Regions from separate parts of the Homo sapiens genome. Here region 1 is linked to region 2. The links are chromatin contacts, found by Hi-C in ENCODE. All regions are on one chromosome and are shown on one strand. The core of a region is the stretch at or near the end of the contact, and the rest is flanking DNA. Distances in the headings are between cores, read along the strand shown. Region 1 has its middle 18 kb from the start of SIGLEC8. Region 2 holds the start of ZNF175 (zinc finger protein 175).

Evidence for each region. Hi-C counts contacts between places; a loop is a spot of excess contacts on that map. Pooled maps may share reads with other maps.
Region 1: a map of CD8-positive, alpha-beta T cell shows a loop between it and region 2 (5-fold over the local background). The contact joins the enhancer-like site here to the promoter of ZNF175 in region 2. A Hi-C loop is called at or near these places in 1 of 168 maps with a recorded cell type or tissue (CD8-positive, alpha-beta T cell), 1 of 37 single-sample maps with no recorded cell type and 7 of 50 pooled maps.

Annotation. Positions count from the first base shown.
Region 1 is chr19:51,437,874-51,442,964 of GRCh38, reverse strand. No RefSeq gene overlaps it. Among named protein-coding and RNA genes, the nearest start is that of SIGLEC8, 18 kb to the left of the region's middle. RefSeq lists enhancers at 913-1,052, 1,353-1,642 and a silencer at 4,163-4,333. Within about 2 kb of position 1,269, at least 8 of the 41 ENCODE cell types and tissues checked have a DNase peak (open chromatin) inside an H3K27ac peak, as active enhancers do; they include CD8-positive, alpha-beta T cell, where a contact is called at or near this core.
Region 2 is chr19:51,568,548-51,573,590 of GRCh38, reverse strand. ZNF175 (zinc finger protein 175) reads right to left here and starts at 2,308. Exons shown (of 5, transcript NM_007147.4): 1 at 2,116-2,308; 2 at 190-441. The coding sequence starts at 261. RefSeq lists an enhancer at 2,587-2,646.

The DNA of each region.
Region 1 (5,091 bases), core at 20-2,519, 130 kb after region 2:
GACAATCCTGGGCACCATGGAGAAACCCCGTCTCTACTAAAAATGCAAAAAATTAGCTGGGCGTGGTGGCGAGCGCCTGTAATCCCAGCTACTCGGGAGGCTGAGGCAGGAGAATCGCTTGAACCTGGAAGGTGGAGGTTGCAGTGAGCTGGGATAATGCCACTGCACTTCAGCCTGAGTGACAGAGCAAGACTCTGTCAAAAAGAAAGAAGGAGTTAAGGAAGGAAGGAAGGAGACAAGAAAGAAAGAAAAGGAAGGAAGGAAGGAAAGAAAGAAAAGTAAGCAAGAAAGAAAGAAAGAGAAAGAAAGAAAAAGAAAGAGAAAAACAGACAACCCTCGAGGCACAGGAAGGGCAGCGGGATGACATTTATTGGAGGTAAAAAATCACTGTATTCAGTCCGCTGTCCTCAGACACAGGACACAAACTGAAATCCACAGGGAACCAAAGTGTGGGCTGAAGACGGAGCTGTCTACATAATAGTAAAGAGCACACAAAAAAATTGGATTCTTTTCTCCTACACAACTGCTCACCTACAGGCCGTGGTGACCCGTTTTGCAAGCATGGCAGTGGTGGGCATGGTCTGGCTTTGTAGCTGGCTAGAAAGGAGAACTGTTAGCTTTTTGGCATAATTCTAAGTTCCACACCAAGGATCCTATTTTATCACTTGGGTGGTGAGTAGAGAAACAAACACAAATGCCAACAAAAAATCCGACAAGCTGGTGCCATCCTCACCATTCCCGGCATGAGTGCTGCCTGCACCGCGGCACACACAGTCTCCCCTGCTATGGCTGGTGGGCCAGTTCCGGTTCTTGACTTTGCCTCAAGAAAAGAATTCGAGAGTGAGTCCAAGGTAAAAGTAAGCAAGAGAGTTAATTGCAAAGTGAACGTGCACTCTTAACAGCTGGTCAGAGCGGCTGCTCAAAGGTGAGACAGCGCTGACTGACGCTGGGGAAACTCCCTTTAGGGGAATCTTCCGTGATTACTCATGCGTGGGTGGGACGGTGTTGCTCTTAAGCGTGTTCTGGGTGGTCTGTTAGGCCCGCATGCGCAATGGCTGTACATGCTAGTGCATATACATCGCTGTCTCAGTAGCACCTTAAGTCTCCACGTGAGGGTGTGTTTTCACTATTATAATGAGCATAGGTCAGCCCAAGGACACTACCTAAGCATGGGTTTCTGCACTTGCACGGATATGGGGACTGTCCCTTCTTCCCTTCTACCTCCTTGCTACAGGATGTTTTGACCACGAGCCCAGGATGCGGTTTATGCGCTGTCGGGGTTTGCGAGCTGTCCGGCGGATTGTTCTCTCCGTCTATTTAGCAAATGTGTTTCCCTTTAAGGGAGGCTGTGTAAGGGAGGCTGTGAAACGCCTGTCTAACCTACTTACGCTGCAGCTGCACCAGGGAGCAACACAGAGACTTCACAGGAAAACTGGAAGAAACCACAGACCTTTCTAAAGAAGCGGTGGGCAGCAGCCTACACCACGAGCCAGGCAGAAAACTGTGAGTCCCCACAGTGTGAGAAGGGGAGAGACTGACTCAGGGATGTGTATTCTTTTGTAGCCTTTCCTTCGGGTTGAAGAGCACTTAGGTTGATTCTGTATCTTTCCAATCATTGAATTTTCTCAACTTTTTGCTTTTTCTTCTCCCTCAAGAACACCTATGAGTCTTAGATTTCGGGCAAGTCTACTTTCCCCACTCAAGATGACATTGCAGATCTCAGTCGGGAGCTTCTCTCAACCCGTGACCGCCTCCTGAGTCAGCTAGCTGGCTTCTGCAAGGCCCCCTGTGAGGTAGCATCGGGAATGGCTTCCCTCTGTCCCTGCTGGAGCCCAGGACTGCACGCCAAGCACATCCCAATGTGACTCCTTATCTACTCCCCAACGCTCCCTAACTCAGCTCCAGTGCTGGGCAGGGTGAGGGCTTCCCCCTCCTGTGGCCTGGACTGCGTGGCACCCCAGTGGGAGTGCACATCCCTGAGTCAGTCTCTCCCCTTCTCACACTGTGGGGACTCACAGTTTTCTGTCTGGCTCGTGGTGTAGGCTGCTGCCCACCGTTTCTTTAGAAAGGTCTGTGGTTTCTTCCAGTTTTCCTGTTAAGTTCCTGTGTTGGTCCCTGGTGAAAAGGTCACAACATAAATCTTTATACACTGTTTCATCTTTCCAAGGTGGGAGAGGCCGGCTAACAATGCCTGCAATCTGCCATCCTCTCTTTTCAGTTTTGATGTGTTATATACACTCATGCACATATACATAATGTTTACCAAAGTGGGATCATATTCTTAAATGTCCTTTATTAGGAATTCTGAAACATTAAGGGCAAATTTAATCAGAGGAAGGTGAATATACAGCTCTGAGTGTCTAGCATATATTTACAAAATATCTCAAGTCTTCTGTATCTAGATATAATTACAAAATATCTCTGAAGTCTTCTGTTTTACTCTGAAAGTCCCTATGAATGTTTGTGGCCTATGGAAAAACACGTTTCTGTTAGTTTCAACGGGAAAATAATGCATTCATTGTCACTAAAGTTGTCTGATTGACCTGACTCAGTATTTGAGTATAAATGACATCCCCAGAAGATATGCAAAGTGGACCTTCTGCCTTTAGCTCCTCTGAAGCACTTTTCACGCCCTGCCCTTGGGTCCTGGATCCCCACTGGAGAAGCAACAGCTCTGCACCACTACTGTTAATTATTCATGGCTGCATAGTATTCCACTGAATTTGATGTGTGTTGACTTATTCAACCAATACCCTATTTAGGAGCATTAAGCTTTTTTCAATTTGTTTTGAAACAGGGTCTTGCTCTGTTGCCCAGGCTGGAGTGCAGTGGCATGATCATGGTTCACTGCAGCCTCAACCCTCCAGGCTCAGGCAGTCCTCCTGCCTCAGCCTCCCGAGTAGCTGGGACCACAAGCATGCACTACCATGCCTAGCTAATTTTTTTTTTTTTTTTGTAGAGACAGAGTCTGCCTATGTTGCCCAGGCTGATCTCAAACTCATGGACTCAAGCAATCCTCCCACTTCAGCCTCCTTAAGTGCTGAGATGTAGGCTTGAGCCACTATGCCCAGCCAGTTCTTTCCATTTAAAAAATATATATAGACAATTTTTCCCAGAAGCATATGACGGGATAGACATAATTTTTAGAGCAGTTTAGGTTCACAGATTGAGCAGAAGGTACAGAGATTCTCCATATACCACCTGCCCCCACACATGCATAACCTCCTCTATTATCAGCATCTCCCACCAGAGTGGTACATTTGTCATACTTGATGAACCTCCATTGATACGGTATTAGCACCCAAAGTCCATCGTCTATATCAGGGTTTACTATTTTGTATACACAGCAGCATGCACAGCTTTTGCCTAGTCCGATTTGTAGATCCATGAAGAATCCCAGAAGTAGACTTGTGTGGGAAACACATGAACCTTGCCCAGAGAGAAATCTGGCCTTCTGGAGCACCTTGTCCAAAACCCTGTCTCTTCAGTCAGGAATAGCAGTATCCAGGGCTCACCTGGGGGCGGGTGGCAGCCTGGGGAGCAGACCCAAGGAGCTCTCAATCCATTTCTGGAGCCCAGCTTTGTACCTTCTTACCAAGAGAGCAGAACGTCACAGTCCCTCCCGGGGCAAAGTCCTGCCCGGTGCAGCCAGAGTGCACACTAATGAACAGCCACTCCTCCCCATTTATCAGGCCTGGAGACCAAATGGAATGTTAACCTGGGATTTTTGAGGAGCTGTACACAAGGTGGGGTTCCCTACCTGCTCCCTACCAGCATCCTTGGGGCCCTGTCTAGGCAAACCCCATCACCCCAAATGTATCATATCACTAGGGGGAGCCACAGAGTTGCACAATGCATCAACCCTCATCTTTGTCTACAACCTCTGGTAGGAGTAAGAAGTGGATAGAGAAGGTGAGAGGCAGGACCTCCCAAACGGCTTCCAGAGAAAATGGGAGTGGGAAAAAAAAGTGACATTAACAATAGCAATAACATTACCAATAACCTCAGATAGTAACTACTTCCTGTAGTTACCATTCCTGTTTGGTAAGATTGTAAATCTTTGTTTTTGGGGGTTTGTTTTTTGTTTGTTTAGTTTTTTTTTTTTTCTTCTTCTTTTTTGAGACAGAGTTTCTCTCTCGTTGTCCAGGCTGGAGTGCAATGGCGCGATCTCGGCTCACTGCAACCTCTGACTCTCAGGTTCAAGCGATTCTGTCGCCTCAGCCTCCCAAAATAGCTGGGATTGCAGGCGCCTGCCACAACGCCCAGCTACTTTTTGTATTTTTAGTAGAGATGGGGGTTTCCCTATGTTGGCCAGGCTCGTCTCGAACTCCTGACCTCAGGTGATCCGCCCGCCTCGGGCTCCCAAAGTGCTGGGATTACAGGCGTGAGCCACCGCACCCGGGGAGTTTGTAAATCTTGACATAGGTTAGTCTCTGAGTGACAGGGTGGGAGTCAGGTGTCAAGAAGCATTTGGGAGTCAAAAAGGGTGGAGGAGATTGGTGCAGGGATCCTGGCAAATCTCTGGGTGAGCAGCAGGGGGCGCCCTGATCAGGGCAGGGAATGTTGAGTTGGATACACAGCCATAAGGGGGTGTCATGGGGCTGTGGGAAGTCCACGGACTCTGCCTCAGAAGGGAAATTACTTGATCTCTGTATGCCTCAGCGTCCTCATCTGCAAAGTGGACATCAGAGCTCCTACATTTATTAGCCTGAGAACAAAAACCAGGCAGAATAAATGAACAACCACAGCAGCAACAACAAACAAGAACAAGAGCCAAAAGCAAACAGAGAGATGAGCCCTTATATCATCGGACCCTGAAATCCAGCCACCGTTGAAGCCAGGTCTACCCCTCTGATTTCCAAGACAACAGAAATCAATGCTTTTTTTCATTAAAAGCCAAAAAAAAAAAAAAAAGCATGCTATAACATTGAATAGAAACAACTATGATTTTGAATGTGAATATTAATTATACTCTTGTGGTTCCTGGGCATTGCCTGATGCATGAATTGTGGGAGAGGCAATGAGAGCTGCTACAAAGCCCTATGGAGATGGAGATCATGCAGCAAATGGCCAAGGGCCATGAGCCTTAGA
Region 2 (5,043 bases), core at 1,059-3,558:
CTCTTTTATCAGCCAGTTCATGGTTTCCTCTAGAACACAGATAGCCTATGAATGTGGAAACATCAGCCTCTGTGGTCCTCGCTTGACAGGAGGCTCAAGACTGACTCAGGAGCAGGGAGCCCAGACCTGCTGCATCCTGTGTCTGCCCTCACGTTCTGGAGAACTATCCCCAGGGCTGCCCCTGTTTACCTCGCAAGATCCATCCTGCTTCTCTGGACCCAGGACCTGAGGCTTCTGGGATAAATTCACATCAGCAGGCATCTCCACTCTGGGCTTCTACTCTCGGTCTCTCTTGCTGACAACTCCACTTTTCCCAGGAGCCAGAAGCTGGATAGGTGTTTGGATTTTCCAACCAGGGACACGGCGGAGAGTCGTACTGGGCTATGAAGAGAGATCCTGCAGCCTCAATGATGTGGCCTGACCTGGGGGTTCTGCAGAAGCCTTGGAAAAGCAATGAGTACATGGTCACTCATTCAACATTCACTCCACAAATATTTCCTGAGGGCACTGAGGTGAAGTCACTGTGTCAGACATTGGAGTAGACAAAGTTCAGAAAGCCCAACTCTAGTTATTAGTCAGGGTTAAAAATAAAGACTGAGTCTGGACTAAATGGTGAATTCATTGCAGCTTTGCCACATTTTCACTGTGAGAATATGAAAATATTACTTTAGTTGTAGTTTCCAAAATGAAAATGCAGGTATTTATCACAGATGTTGGGAAACTTAACCAAGATGAAGCTTGTCAAGTCCTCAGTGCCTGCCTGGCACGTGATAAATATGAATTAAAAAAAGAAAGTTGTCAATTTAATTGTCAGCTAAATATCATGGGCATTATCATACCCATTTTGAGGATGAGGATAATGAGGCTGTGTGCTGTTACATAATTTGCCTGAAGGTTACTCAGTCTGTAAATGGAAAAACAGGGAATCAGCCCCACATCTGCCTTGTTCTAAACTGTACACTGTCTCCACTATCTCATGTACCCATACGTGGCCAGCTTCCAGAAACACCATTTCCTCTTTCTGTTGCCTTCATAGAACTCAGGCCGGGAGGTGGCTCTGTCTGGTGTACCTATTCTGAGCTTCTGGACTTTTCAGTCCCCGTCCATAATACACCACACACAGACCAGCCTCTTCTGACTAGAGCTAAAACTTAAAATCACTGTCCCAATCCCCATCTTGACACAGAAAATTTGCAGACATGCATCAGGGCCTCCAGTTACCATTTCTTGCCTGTCCACAATAAGTTGCCCCCACCGCACCTGAATGCAATCACTGACAGGACTGACTTTCAGAAATCCCCAATGAGTGTACTACAGGGCTGCCAGAAAGTTCCAAAATGCCTCCCAGTCACTGACATGGCACAGGCTTCTGAAATCTTTACTGCCCTGATAGCCAAGAAATGTTTCCCAGCGAGCACAATTTTCTGGTTTCCATAAAACGACAAATAATCCCCAACATAGGGGTCCAAATGAAATGCCCCAATAGGAAACCATCATCGATGTGCTCAACTGTCAATTACTGATCCTTACCATGTCCAAGGGACCCAAGAAGAGGCCAACACTGACCCACCCACCAATCCCTGAAGGACCCCAACACTCACTGCCTAGAAAGCAATGCATTCACCCTCACAAATCCCCATCATTGACCCCCTACGCCTCCAGTCAACTGGCTGCCATAGGCTACCCCTGGCAACCCCACTCTACTGATTCCTATAGGTTGCCCATCACTGGTCCCCTGAGAGTGTTACAGTGTGATCCTCAAAGTCCTCCAACCTCTGAAGCTCTTGGCTGCCAATCAATCACTGACTCCCCTAGTCCCACGGACAGTGAATCCCTTCCCTGAACGTCCTCCAGCACCATCCGCAAAGGCGCTCTTAAGATGCACGTTCACTGTCCTCAAGTTAGCAAGTTTCGTGGACCAATATAAAATCCGATATTAAAGTACACTTGGAATTTAAGTCACAAAAATACTACAAGCAGAAAATAAGCAAGAAAAGAGGGAAAATTAACAGGCTAATTATCCAACTAAAATTAGCAAACGCCACTTACCCCACAGCACCCATCACCCACCCCAGAAACCCCTCATCGCTCAGCCAAAACAAGCCCGTCACTCACCTCACAGCCTCGTCTTCAGCCGAGAAATCCCTTTATCACGCACCCCCACCCCCAACAAGCCCCTCATCACTCCCCCAAAGCCAGCCGCCCCTTCCTGACCCTACAGAACCCCCACTGCTAATATTCCCAATCACTTCAGCGTCCAGTAAGCGACATAGGCTTAGATCCACTTAACAACAGAAGCTAAATGGTCGCTCTAGGCCACTTCCGGTTTGGGTTACATTCCCGTTAGGATTTCCGTAGGCGCTGTTGAACCGCGCGCATGCCCACTAACACTTTTGAAGCTACGCTCCGCCAACAGTTATCATGGCGTATAACGGCGTACCTTTATTCCGCGGTTCATTCAACTTCAGAAACTTGGTAGGGAGGACGGCATGGCCGCACCCATACGGATTATGATATTGGAGGCCGCCATCGTCAAAGGGCTTTTATTCCGTACAGCCAAGGACAAATGGAATGTCACAGAGTAAAAGTCTTGGGTCCTACATTGGCAGGGGACCTATTCAATACTTGTGTATATATATTTCTAGGAGAAACTGACATGTATTCTGAAAAATACTTTTTCTCTATATTTTTCCCTCTGATTTAAAGACTTTTTTTTCCTGAATTGCTGAACAACTCACTGTCTTTAATAGCACTTTTGAAAATGTTATCTTTCTGAGAAATTGTATCTTTGTTATCCTTACACCATTGCTCTCTATACCTGGATGAACCTATTGATGAAGTAACCTACCAAGCGACCACCTGAAGAGAGAATTTAGGGCTCTTGGGACACTTCATTTAAAGAGAGGCGAATGAAAAAAATATAATCAAGTTAAAGGAAAAAAACACAATTACTGAGATCAATGTCAGCCAGCCCAACTGGGCAGAATTTTCAGGAAGAGGTTGTTCAATCAAATAAACAAAAATATATTCTAGAAGGTGAGTAATAGCAATCATAAAATTAAAAAAATGGCTGATTATGGGAAATAGGAGGCAGGGCTGAGTGAGGATCTGAAGGTGAAGATCTGAAATGATCCTTCTTTTTTAAAAAATAGTAATTTAAATATATTGCTTTCGTAGTTTGTGCCATTTTGTAGTTACCGATTTTACATTCTGTGTTCACAGCTTCTGCCACCCCATCTCTGCACTTAAAGCCACCATATTACTTTTAATTACTTCATACCTCATTTTTAGTCCATTTGAATAATAAAATAAGACTGCTTAGCCAATGAAGCATTTTTTTGAACATGGTTTCCCAGGAATAGTTGAGTTTTCACATTAGTATCTGAACCTAACTTTGTTACATGAAGCATGAAACCTGCTTTTATTTTAAAACATCAATTATATATTTACTGTAAGCAAATAGTGTAAAATCAATAAAAACACTTATCTTTATTATGTGAGAAAGTGTGACATTTTGTTTGAGTTACTAAGAAATTCCCCGGACTTAGAACTTTTGAATTTTCTCCACTTATAAATCTGAGACTATTCTTTACTGTGTCATAGGATTTACCCTACGGCTTTGGTACATTTTATTTAAAAAAAGGAAAATGCAGAGAGTGAAAATTGAGATAGAAGTAGGAGGCTTTAAGTACAACAGCCCCGCATGTGTATGTTCAGGGCAAGTTAAGGCGTCCCTCCACTGGGACATCTGTATATCTGTAGGATGAGGGGTAACTGCGCCCTCATACTCTTAGTGGGGCAGGCATACCCTAAGGTGACACCTACTGAGTCACACCTTGTACAAATCCATCCCTTTGAGTGCAAACGGAACCTGAGATTTGCTTCTTACCAACAGAATATGGCAAAAGTTATGGGACTTATCTCTATTATTAGATTATGATATTAAAATCTATGGGAACTTGAACATCATCTGCAAATACTGGAAATATTTCTCAGTTTCTAATTTTTACATTTCTTGCTTATTTTTCTGGTTTTACCTTGTTGGCTATAACCTCTTTAATAATGTCAAGTAACAGTGGTGACAGTGGGCATCCTTGTCTTGTTTCTGATTCAAATGAGAATGCTCCTGAATTTTCCTTATTTAGGGTGAGAGTTGGTGTTTTAATAGTTATCTTTTATCATATGCATGGTAATTCTAGTTGCTCCACTGCCTTATCAATACTTAGTATTGTTAGTCTTTTTAATTTAATATGTTTTAGTGAGTATCTCATAGTGGTATCTCATAGTAATTTTAATTTGCATTTCCCAGATCAAGCATTTTTTCAAGTGCCGAATGGCCACTCATTTATCCTCTTTGCTGAAGCAACTCTTCAAATCTTCCACCCATTTTTCATTGTGTTTTAAAATTATTGTGTTGTGAAAATTTTTTATATATTCTAAAAATAAGTCTTTTAGAGATATACATATCACAAACATTTTTCTTCCAGTCTGTGGTTGCTTTTTTATTTCATCTATTCTAATCTTTAGAAGTTTAAAAATTTGATTATGACATTCTAGAAGAGTTTTTTAAGATTGGAGTTGGCTATTCCTCAAGAAGACAGACAAAACTTTCTGACTATGAATCTTCATATATCTTGTGTAGATGAAAGTCAAAAAAGAAAAATAAAAAGAAAGAGAATTCTGGCTCTTGAAACTTAAATAAAGAGCTTCAAAATTAAAAGCCTTCAAAAAATAAAGACAAAAAGTCTTGTGCAGATGAAAGTCAAAAAAGAAAAAGAAAAACAATTCTGGTTCTTGAAACTTAAATAAAAGTGCTTCAAAATTAAAGTGCTTCAAAAAATAAAGACAACTGTTTGCAACTTATGAGGACTTCAGAATTTCAAATGCTTTGCTTTAAACTATGCCAAGAACTCTCATCCTGGCCAACTTCAAACCAGTCTACTGCCTTCATGACTCAACGCCTTATTAAATAATGATCTCAACAAGATGCCTGCCCTCAAAATATCTGATAGCAATTGTGCCTGTTTTTTTTTTCCTGGAAAT